Regions from separate parts of the Homo sapiens genome. Here region 2 is linked to region 1. The links are chromatin loops, found by intact Hi-C in ENCODE. Cell type or tissue: B cell. All regions are shown on one strand. Links, peaks and the distances in the headings refer to the core of each region. The heading gives the core; the rest is flanking DNA.

Region 1 (5,378 bases), core at 266-5,265:
CCCACTGGAGACCATTTTTCCTCAGCAGATACAGGATTAATTACCCACTCATCGTTTGGGAGAAGCTCCAGAGCAGAGGCCATAATCCAACTGCAGATGCTTGATTCTGATATGAAATAGTTTGTTACATGTCTTGCTGTGAATGCCTTCTCTGGGGAGTATAATCAATCATTTTCATTTATTTTGTTTTAAAAAATTTTTGTTTGCTTTCTTTGATGGGAATTTAAGACCTGAGGTTGGGAGGTCTTGGACTCAGGAGGGAGAACATGGAAGAGGAAATATACAAGAGGAGCATGGCTGGAGGTGAGGGAGGAGAGATGGAAGGACCTGTCGTCTCCAGCTGGATATTGCAGGAGACTCAACATGTTCAAAATGCAATAATCTGGTCTCTAGACTACACCTGCTCTTCTTCCCTAGTTAAATAAATGGCACGACCATCTATTCTCCCCTTATCTTCTCCTGGGCTGTTTTGTTTTCTTACCTGCATTCTTCCCTATACCCTTCTCTCCCCACAAGCCAATCTAATTATTTTGTCACTTGCACCTTCTAAATGTTTCTCAAATCCATTAATTTTTTTGGCCAATATATTGTTTTCTCATTTTATTGAAGTGGAATCTCGTTCTGTCACCAAGGCTTGAGTGCAGTGACATGATCTCAGCTTACTGCACCTACCACCTCCTGGTTCAAGCGATTCTCCTGCCTCAGCCTCCCAAGTAGCTGAGACTATAGGCGCAGGCGACTGCGCCCGGACTAATTTTGGTATTTTTAGTAGAGATGGAGTTTCACCATGTTGGCCAGGCTGGTCTTGAACTCCTGACCTTAAGTGATACCCCCACCCTCAGCCTCCCCAAGTGCAGGGATTATAGGCGTGAGCCAGTGCACCCGTCCTCTCTTACCGTTTTAAGTCTTCATCTCTGTATTCTCCCCATAAATTCACGCCTTCCTCAATTGCAACATGTTGTTTTTATTCCTCACACACGCAGTTCTCTCCTCCTGCCATGCCTTTGCTCCCACTGTGTCCGGAATTGGTGAGTTCTTTGTCTCACTGACTTCATGAATGAAACCGCAGACCCTCGCGGTGAGTATTACAGTTTTTAAAGGTAGCGTGTCCGGAGTTTGTTCCTTCTGATATTCAGATGTGTTCTGTTCCTTCTGATATTCAGATGTGTTCGGAGTTTCCTCCTTCTGGTGGGCTCCTGGTCTTACTGGCTCAAGAGTCAAGCTGCAGACTTTCACGGTGAGTGTTACAGCTCACAAAGGCAGGGTGAACCTAGGGAGCAGCAGCATGACTTATTGCAAAGAACAAAAAAACAAAATTTTCAGGGTGGAAAGGGACACGAGCGGCTTGCCACTGCCGGCTCCGGCAGCCTGCTTTTATTATCTGGCCCCACCCACATCCTGCTGATTGGTCCATTTTACCGAGAGCCGATTGGTCTGTTTTACAGACAGCTGATTGGTCCGTTTTGACAGGGTGCTGATTGGTGCATTTACAATTCCTGAGCTAGACACAAAAGTTCTCCACCTCCCCACTAGATTAGCTAGACACAGAGTGTCAGTTGGTGTATTTACAAACCCTGAGCTAGACAGAGTGCTGATTGATGCATTTACAAACCTTGTAGCCAGAGTGCTGACTGGTGCATTTACAAACCTTGTAGACAGAACGCTGATTGGTGCATTTACAAACTTTGCAGACAAGAGGGCTGATAGGTGCATTTACAAACCTTGAGCCAGATAGTGCCGACTGGTGCATCCACAAACCCTGAGCTAGACGCAGTGTGCTGATTGGCGTATTTACAATCCCTTAGCTAGACAAAGATTCTCTAAGTCCCCACTAGACTCAGGAGCCCAACTGGCTTCACCCAGTGGAATCACACACTGGGGCTGTAGGTGGAGCTACCTATGAGTCCCACACCACGCACCCCCCCACTCCTCAGCCCTTGGGCAGCGGATGGGACCAGGTGCCCTGAAAGAGGGGGCAGCGCTCATCTGGGAAACTCAAGCGGCACAGGAGGCCACAAAAAGATGGGGAGACTCAGGCATGACGGGCTGCTGGTCCTGAGCCATACAAATAGCCTGCCAGGAGGCAGTTAAGGCCCAGCAAGAAATTGAACACAGAACTCGTGGGCCAGCACTGCTGGGGGAATCCAGCACACCTTCCATAGCTGCTGGCCCAGGTGCTAAGCCCCTTGCTGCTCTCAGTGCAAGGCTCACCACGCCCACCTGCGTGCAGTACAGGTTCCCGCCCGTGCCTCTCCTGCCGCACCTCCCTGCAACCCAACGCGGCTGCTTCCGGCCTCAGTCAGCTAAAGAGCTCCCACGGTATAGCGCTGAGCCGAAAGGCTTGTCAAGCACAACCAGAATGAGCAGAGGACAAAGAGGAACTGAGAGCAAGTGAAGGGTACTGCCATACCGTTCTCTCTCACTACCACTGTGTCCAGAATTGGTCTGACTTCAACAAGGAAGTTGTTGTTGTCACACGAATGTTACAGTTAAGGAGAGTGTGTCTGGAGTTTGTTCCTTCTGATGCGGTCAGTTTTTCTCGAGAGCTCATGGTCTATGCCGGGTCGGAAGTAAAGACTGCATATACTTCGTGGTGACTTACCGCACTTAAAGCAATATACATTAAAATTGTTTTTTCCTCCTCGTGGGTTCATAGCTTATACTGGCTTCCGGAGTAAAGCTACGTACTTTCACAATTTTTCAGCTCATAAAAGCAGCCTAAACCCAAAAAACATAACCACCACAATATGAAAGTATAGTGGAGCAATTTGGCACTCCTGGTTCAGGCAGTCTGCTTTTATTCTCTTATCTGGCCCCACCCACATCCTGCTGATTAGTTCATTTTACAGAGAGCTGATTGGTCTGTTTTACAGACAGTTGATTGGTCCATTTTCACAGGGTGCTGATTGGTGCATTGACAATCCCTGAGCTAGAGGCAAAAGTTCTCCACCTCCCCACTACATTAGCTAGATACAGAGTGTCAATTGGTGTATTTACAAACCCTGAGCTAGACACAGAGTGCTGATTGGTGTGTTTACAAACCTTGAGCTAGATACAGAGTGCTGATTGGTGTATTTACAATCCCTTAGCTAGACATAAAGAGTCTCCAAGTCCCAACCAGACTCAGGAACCCAGCAGGCTTCACCCAGTGGATCTGGCATTGGGGCCACAGGTGGAGCTGCTTGCCAGTTTCACGCTGTGCGCCCGCACTTCTCAGCTCTTGGGCGGTCGATGGTACTGGGCGCCCCATGGAGCAGGGAGCGGCGCTCGTAGGGGAGCCTCAGGCCGCGCAGGAGCCCGTCAGGAGAGGGTAGGGGAGGCTCAGACATGGCGGGCTGCACGTCCCAAGCCCTGCCCCGCGGGGAGGCAGCTAAGGCCCGGCGAGAAATGGAGCACAGCAGCTGCTGGCCCAGGTGCTAAGCCCCTCACTGCCCGGGGCTTGCAGGTATGCCAGCCGCTCCGAGTGCGGGGCCGGCCGAGCCTACGCCCACCCGGAACTCGCGCTGGCCCGCAAGCGCCCCTTACAGCCCCGGTTCCTGCCCGCGCCTCTTCCTCCACATCTCCCCGCAAGCTGAGGGAGCCGGCTCCGGCCTTGGCCAGCCCAGAAAGGGGCTCCCACGGTGCAGCGGTGGGCTGAAGGGCTTCTCAAGCGCGGCCAGAGTGGGCGCTGAGGCCGAGGAGGCACCGAGACCGAGTGAGGGCTGTGAGGGCTGACAGCACGCTGTTGTATCTCAACTGTCCCTTCACCCAGCTAACTCCCGCTCAGCAGGTGTCGGCCTTTCCTGACCCCCTATGTTAGTCGTGCTTGTCCTGTGTCCCAGAGCCTGGGACCTTCTTCACAGCCATCATCACACTTCATTCTTTGCAATCTCTCTTCCCTAGAAAAGCTATGAAGTGAGGAAACGTGTTTTTCCTTTTTTGCACCATACCTCAGTGCCAGGGTTACAGGTACCACACACCGACCCATTGTGCAAACCAGAAGAAGTCCTCTCCGCAGGCAGATGCGTCGCAAGTATGTTTCTGTCTCTGTTTTTGGTGGCAGCCACATGCCAGAATATTCGAGTGCAAGCTGGATTTCAGCTCCCATTTGTCCCTCTTGGTCAGGTGCTTTTGTGCAAAGCACAAAATATGAGGTGGTTTTGAAAAGCAAAAGCCAAGTGGAACTGAAGAAAAGATATCCACAAGTAGATTTGGTTTAGTCACTGAAATATGTCTGAAAGGATTGCTTATCATCCTCCTACAATGAAATGGATGTCCAGAGAAACTGAAAAATCCTTCAGAATAAGCAAAAGAAATGTCAAAGTAAGAAAGCTAGGTGTGTTCAAGTCTCATATCTAATATGACTATCTTGGCATTGTGTTATAGCATAATTGGTAAGATTTGTTTCCTTAGTAGTAAGTTGTGCACAAAGGTGGGAATTGAACAATGAGAACACATGGACACAGGAAGGGGAACATCACACACCGGGGCTTGTTGTGGGGTGGGGGGAGCGGGGAGGGATAGCATTAGGAGATATACCTAAAGTTAAAAGACGAGTTAATGGGTGCAGCACACCAAGATGGCACATGTATACATATATTACTAACCTGCACGTTTTGCACGTGTACCCTAAAACTTAAAGTATAATTTAAAAAAAGGGGCATCTTAAAATCTACAGCATTCTAGATTTGATAATATGTAGTATGAACATCAGTTAGGGATTATATTCACCTGCATGTAAGAGAACCTGAATAAAGGAACATAATCAAATACAGTTTATTTTTCTCACGTTCCAAGAAGCATGGAGACAGGCAGGCCCGGGCTGGTCTAGTAGCTCCGTGATGTCATTAATCATGGTTTCTGTCAATCACCCAGATTTCTTCAGCTTTTCTTCTCTGCCTTTCTTAGCACATGACTTTCTTCATCGTGGTTCTCTCATGCTCTTAAGAGTGGATATAAAATTAGCAACTAGCAGTGACTGTACACGGTGATTTACATTACAGCCTCATCTATTTAGTTTATTATCCTTAAGTTGGATCTTCTTGTTCTTTATTTTCAGTATGCCATTTAATTTTCTATTTTTACTGATTGCTGTGTTATTTACCTGCAGCTTCTGTTTTCTAAGTGCACCATGAAGCATTTGCCTTTAATTCTATCTTTTACAAATCCATTAATTTCTTTTGTTATTTCTTCCCAATGTTTACAAGTTTATTGAAGTCTTTCTGTATTGGTGCATGTTCTAATTTTGTTGTCACACTTTCTTCTTTTCTCTCTCATAACCTAGTTGATGTCAGATGATTTCTCGTTGTTTTGGAGTCTTTGAGGGAGTACTGCCAGTTCTACTATTGTGCATAATTTGTGTTTTGGGATTTTGCTTTTTTTTTCAGTTTTGTAATTCT
Region 2 (5,378 bases), core at 57-5,056, 210 kb before region 1:
GCCTGTAATCCCAGCTACTCAGGAGGCTGAGGCAGGAGAATCTCTTGAACCCAGGAGGTGGAGGTTGCAGTGAGCGGAGATTACACCATTGCACTCCAGCCTGGACAACAAGAGCGAAACTCCATCTCAAAAAGATTAAAAAAAAAAAAAAAAGGCCAGGCACGATGGCTTACGGCTGTAATCCCAGCACTTTGGAAGGCTAAGGTGGGCGGATCACGAGGTCAGGAGATCAAGACCATACTGGCTAACATGGTAAAACGCTGTCTCTACTAAAAATACAAAAAATTAGCCAGGCATGGTGGCATGAGCCTGTAGTCCCAACTACTCGGGAGGCTGAGGCAGGAGAATCGCTTGAACCTGGAAGGCGGAGATTGCAGTGAGCTGAGATCGCGCCACTGCACTCCAGCCTGGGCAACACAGTGAGACTCCGTCTCAAAGAAAAAAAAAAATAATGCTTTGTTTCTTAAATTAGAGTTAAGCTTCATAAATATACACCATCCTATTTTGTTCCTGTTTTTTCAGCCAACAATATAACACTAAATGCTTTATAAATATTTGGTAATAAGTAAACAAACCAATTGGTGTATACCAAGAACATTAAAAATGCAAGTAAATCTATAAAATAATAGTAAAGCTAAGATTTTTTCAAACACTTATAAATGTGTGCCAATAACCACCCATAAGTAACCCTATAAATGAGGAGTGCTATTATTATCTTGTTATCTCTTTTAACAGAGAAGAAACCTAAAGCTTAGGCAGTCTGACTTCAGTTGTTTTAACAACTCTATATGAATACTTCAGAAGAAAGCAACAATAGTGCAAAATTTCAAATAGAGAAAAAGCATTGGAGAGAAAAAACAAAAGAGTGATCAAGGAAAAGTGGAATAAAATCTGTTTGCCTGGACCGGGCACAGTGGCTCATGCCTGTAATCCCAGCACTTTAGGGGGCCGAGACAGGTGGATCACGAGGTCACAAATTCAAGACCAGCCTGGCCAAGATGGTGAAATCCCGTCTCTACTAAAAATACAAAACTTAGCCGGGCGCGGTGGCAGGCACCTGTAGTCCCAGGTACTCGGGAGGCTGAGGCAGGAGAATCGCTTGAACCTGGAAGGTGGAGGTTGCAGTAAGCCGAGATCGCGCCACTGCACTCCAGCCTGGGTGACACAGTGAGACTCCATCTCAAAAAAAAAAAAAAAATCTGTTTGCCTTAAATATTTTATGTTGGCCTTCACAGTAAAAATTGAAGAGAAAATATGGACAAGAAAGAAGTTACACAATTCTTACCCTCTCAGTGACTAATCAATAAAGAATAAAATATGAAAATTATAAAAATCTGGGGCCAGGCACGGTGGCTCATGCCTGTAATCCTAGCACTTTGGGAGGCACAGGCAGTTGTTTCACTTGAGCCCAAGAGTTTGAGACCAGCCTGGGCAACATGACCAGACCCTGTCTCTACAAAACAAACAAAAAAGTAGCCGGACATGGTGGTTCCAGCTACTCGGGAGGCTGAGGTGGGAGAATCACTTGAGCTCAGAAGGTCCAGTTTGCAGTGAGCCGAAATCACACCGCTGCACTCCAGTCCAGGCAGCAGAATGAGACCCTCTCTCAAAAATAAATAAATAAAATTAAAATTAAGAATTGGGAACTGCTTTTTAAGATTATGTTTTGGAGACAGGGTCTGGCTTTGTCACCCAGGCTGGAGAACAGTGGCACCATCAGAGCTCACTGGAAACTTGAACTCCTGGGCTCAAGCAGTCCCCCCACCTCTGCCTCCCAAGTAGCTGAAACTACAGGGGCATGCCACCACGCTCGACTAATTTTAAAACTCTTTTTGCAGCAACAGAGTCTCACTATGTTGCCCAGACTGGTCTTGAACTCCTGGCCTCAAGCAGTCCTCCACCTCAACCTCCCAAAGCGCTGGGATTGCATGCATGAGCCACCAGCCCAGCTGGAACACATGTTTTAGATTTAGTTGATGATCTGAGCAACTAGCCATTATACATACACATCTGTACCAATCAATATCCCTTTTCATGAGAAAATATTCATGTGCTTAATTCACTCTTGAAAGATGATAAACAATATACATGAAATTTTCTATGTAGAACATTAGGTGAATTTAGTAGAATGAGAGTTAAAACAGATTTTTATATTTATATATATATAAGCTACATATAAGCAAAGTGAAAAGTATGACTATTAAGTGCTCTTAATTTTTTTTTTTACAGGAGCATGCCACCGTGCCCAGCCAATTTTTGTAATTTCAGTAGGGACGGGGTTTCACCATGTTGGCCAGGCTGGTCTCGAACTCCTGACCTCAGGTGATCCGCCTATCTTGGCCTCCCAAAGTGCTGGGATTACAGGACTGAACCACTGTGCCTGGCCAACTAAACAGTTTTTCAGGAAAGTTTTGCAGGTGTTGGATGAACCCAAGAAGAAAGATGGTAACAGCAGAGGAATAGAGGGGGGCAAAAAGAGAAATACTAGATCTATGAGAAACGAAAAATTGCCCCGGATGGATGGGTGCTTCAATGTAGAGAATAAAAGGGAAGAATGCTGATGTTCTTTAATAAACTGATAAAAAGATCATATAGGAACATGATGTGAAATAACCTCCTATTGTCTTTGGACAAATGCTGAATTTTCTCTGCATAATTTAACCACTAGGGGTCAGAGTGCTATACTTCTACTATCTTTTTTTTTTTTTTCTTTGAGATGGAGTCTTGCTCTGTCACCCAGGTTGGAGTGCAGTGGTGTGATCTCGGCTCACTACAACCTCCACCTCCCAGGTTCAAGTGATTCTCCTGCCTCAGCCTCCTGAGTACCTGGGATTACAGGCGCCCACCACCACACCCGCCTATTTTTTTTTTTTTTTTTTAAGTAGAGACGCGGTTTCCCCACATGGGCCAGGGTGATCTCAAATTCCTGACCTCAGGTGATCCACTTGCCTCGGCCTCCCAAAGTGCTAGGATTACAGGCCTGAGCCACCGCGCCTGGCCCATTTTTGTATTTTTAGTAGAGACAGGGTTTTGCCACGTTGGCCAGGCTGGTCTCCAACTGCTGACCTCAGGTGATCCGCCCGCCTCGGCCTCCCAAAGTGCTGGGATTACAGCCCTGAACCACTGTGCCTGGCCAACTGAACAGTTTTTTAGGAAGATTTTTCAGGTGTTGGATGAACCCAAGAAGAAATATGGTAACAGCAGAGGAATTGGGGGGGGCGGGCGGCGAGAGAAATACTAGATATATGTGAAAGGAAAAATTGCCCCAAATGGATGGATACTTCAATGTGGAGAATAAAAGGGAAGAAAGCTGATGCTCTTAAATAAACTGATAAAAAGATCATACAGGAACATAATGTGAAATAAATCAACCTCCTGTTGTCTTTGGACAAGTCCTGAATTTTTCTCTGCATAATTTAACCACTAGGGGTCAGAGTGCTATACTTCTATTAACTTTTTTTTTTTTTTTTTTTTTTCTGAGACAGGGTCTGGCTCTGTCACCCAGGCTGGCATGCAGTAGTGCTGTCACGGCTTGCTGCAGCCTCGACCTCCCAGGCTCCAGCGGCCTGCCCACCTCAGCCTGTCAAGTAGCTGGGACTATAGGTGTGCACACCGCCAATCCTAGCTAATTTTCTTAATTTTTGGTAGAGACAAAGTCTTGCTGTTACCCAGGCTGGTCTCAAACTCCTAGCTCAAGTGATCCTCCCGCCTCAGTCTCCCAAAATATTGGGATTACAGGCTTGAACCTCCTCTTTCAGCTTTACTATCATCTATTCTACTCTATCAACTTACACAGATATGTTTGGTTCAATTCTATAATTAATTTTATCTGTTCACTCTCCCACTCTCAGTACAAGTGTTTTGGGGGTTGTACAAGTGCCCTGTAGCCCAAGCCAGAGAAATGAGAACATCACAGGGAATGCAACCAACACCAGGCCAGCGTGAATTCGGGGTTGTCGGTCAACTGTGAAATTCTGAGGCAGAAGCTTCCAGGACTACCACAAGGAGAGCACCGGCCTGAGATTGAAGCTATTTTTTTTTTTTTTTTTTGAGACAGAGTCACGCTCTGTTGCCCAGGCTGGAGTGCAGTGGCACAATCTCGGCTCACTGCAACCTCCGTCTCACAGGTTCAAGCAATTCTCCTGCCTCAGCCTCCCGAGTAGCTGGGACTACAGGTATGCATCACCACGCCTGGCTAATTTTTTGTATTTTTAGTAGAGACGGGGTTTCACCGTGTTAGCCAGGATGGTCTCGATCTCCTGACCTCATGATCCACCCGCCTCGGACTCCCAAAATGCCGGGATTACAGATGTGAGCCACCACGCCCGGCCTACCAAAGCTCTTTCAGAGGAAAGCAGAGTTGAGAGATGAAGGGAGAAATCAATAAGTTCCAAGGACAATTGTAAGGCCCCTATACCCAGCACGCCTGGAGCTAGCTTTCTTTTTGTGCTATTCAGTTATGTTAACAAGTAAATCCTTCTCTTCTTTTCTTAAACTAATTTGAGTGGATTTCTATGACTTGCAACCAGAAGAGTGCTGGCTAAACTTCTTGCTGTTACATATTCTCTTAATGATTAAAAAAATAAGAATTCGCATCTGTTGTCTAACTCCCTGATTGCTTATAATTATCTGTGGGTAGAAGACATGCGTTGTTTTCTCTGTCCTTCAGTAATATATGACTCATACATTGCAAACTTATTGAGTTACATAATAATGTATTTATTGAGTATATACAGTATACCAAGTACTGTTCTAAATGCTCAAAAAATAAAACAGACAATATCATTCCCCTTTTAAGAATTTATATGCGGCCGAGCACAGTGGCTCACGCCTGTAATCCCAACACTTTGGGAGGCTGAGGCGGGTGGATCACGAGGTCAGGAATTCAAGACCAGCCTGGCCAACATGGTGAAACCCCGTCTCTACCAAAAATACAAAAATTAGCCAGGCGTGGTGGTGCATGCCTGTAATCCCAGCTACTCAAGAGGCTGAGGCAGAGAATTGCTTGAACCCAGGAGGCAGAGGCTGCAGTGAGCGGAGATCGTGCCACTGCACTCCAGCCTGGGCAACAGAGCGAGACTGTCTCAAAAACAAAAAAAAAAGAAAGAAAGAAAAAAGTTTATATACTAATAGGTAGAGATAGACAAAACACAAGAAATATCATATGAAGATTGTATTGTGCATTGAAAGGTGATAAAGATGGCCACAAAATTACAGCAGATTAAGAAAAAGCAGAATCAGGCCTTGCAGTTTTTAAAGATGGTGGTCAGAGTAGGCTTATTGAGAAAAAGACGTTTAAGTAAAGGCTCAAAAAATGTGACGGGGTCAGCCAAAGAATGTATGGGGGAAGAGCATTCAAGGAAAAGGGGCCACCTAGT

Evidence for each region. Hi-C counts contacts between places; a loop is a spot of excess contacts. Peaks named below come from ENCODE experiments on the same cell type or tissue, not always from the same donor. Only the 100,000 strongest peaks of a DNase experiment are listed, where the experiment ranks them.
Region 2: it touches region 1 in a loop (10-fold over the local background); 6 of 110 quality-filtered maps call a loop at or near these places.

The regions. Positions count from the first base shown.
Region 1 is chr6:20,317,094-20,322,471 of GRCh38, reverse strand. It overlaps LOC101928573 (a long non-coding RNA gene), which reads right to left. Exons shown (of 4, transcript XR_007059489.1): 3 at 897-1,270. Among named protein-coding and RNA genes, the nearest start is that of E2F3, 82 kb to the left of the region's middle. RefSeq lists enhancers at 1,869-1,918, 2,659-2,738. In B cell, for the core only: no CTCF peak of the experiment used is centred there; a DNase peak (open chromatin) is centred at 2,321; H3K4me3 peaks cover 1,361 bases; H3K27ac peaks cover 1,458 bases.
Region 2 is chr6:20,526,571-20,531,948 of GRCh38, reverse strand. No RefSeq gene overlaps it. Among named protein-coding and RNA genes, the nearest start is that of CDKAL1, 5.2 kb to the left of the region's middle. In B cell, for the core only: CTCF peaks have their summits at 2,615 and 3,404 (motif pointing right); DNase peaks (open chromatin) are centred at 2,628 and 3,418.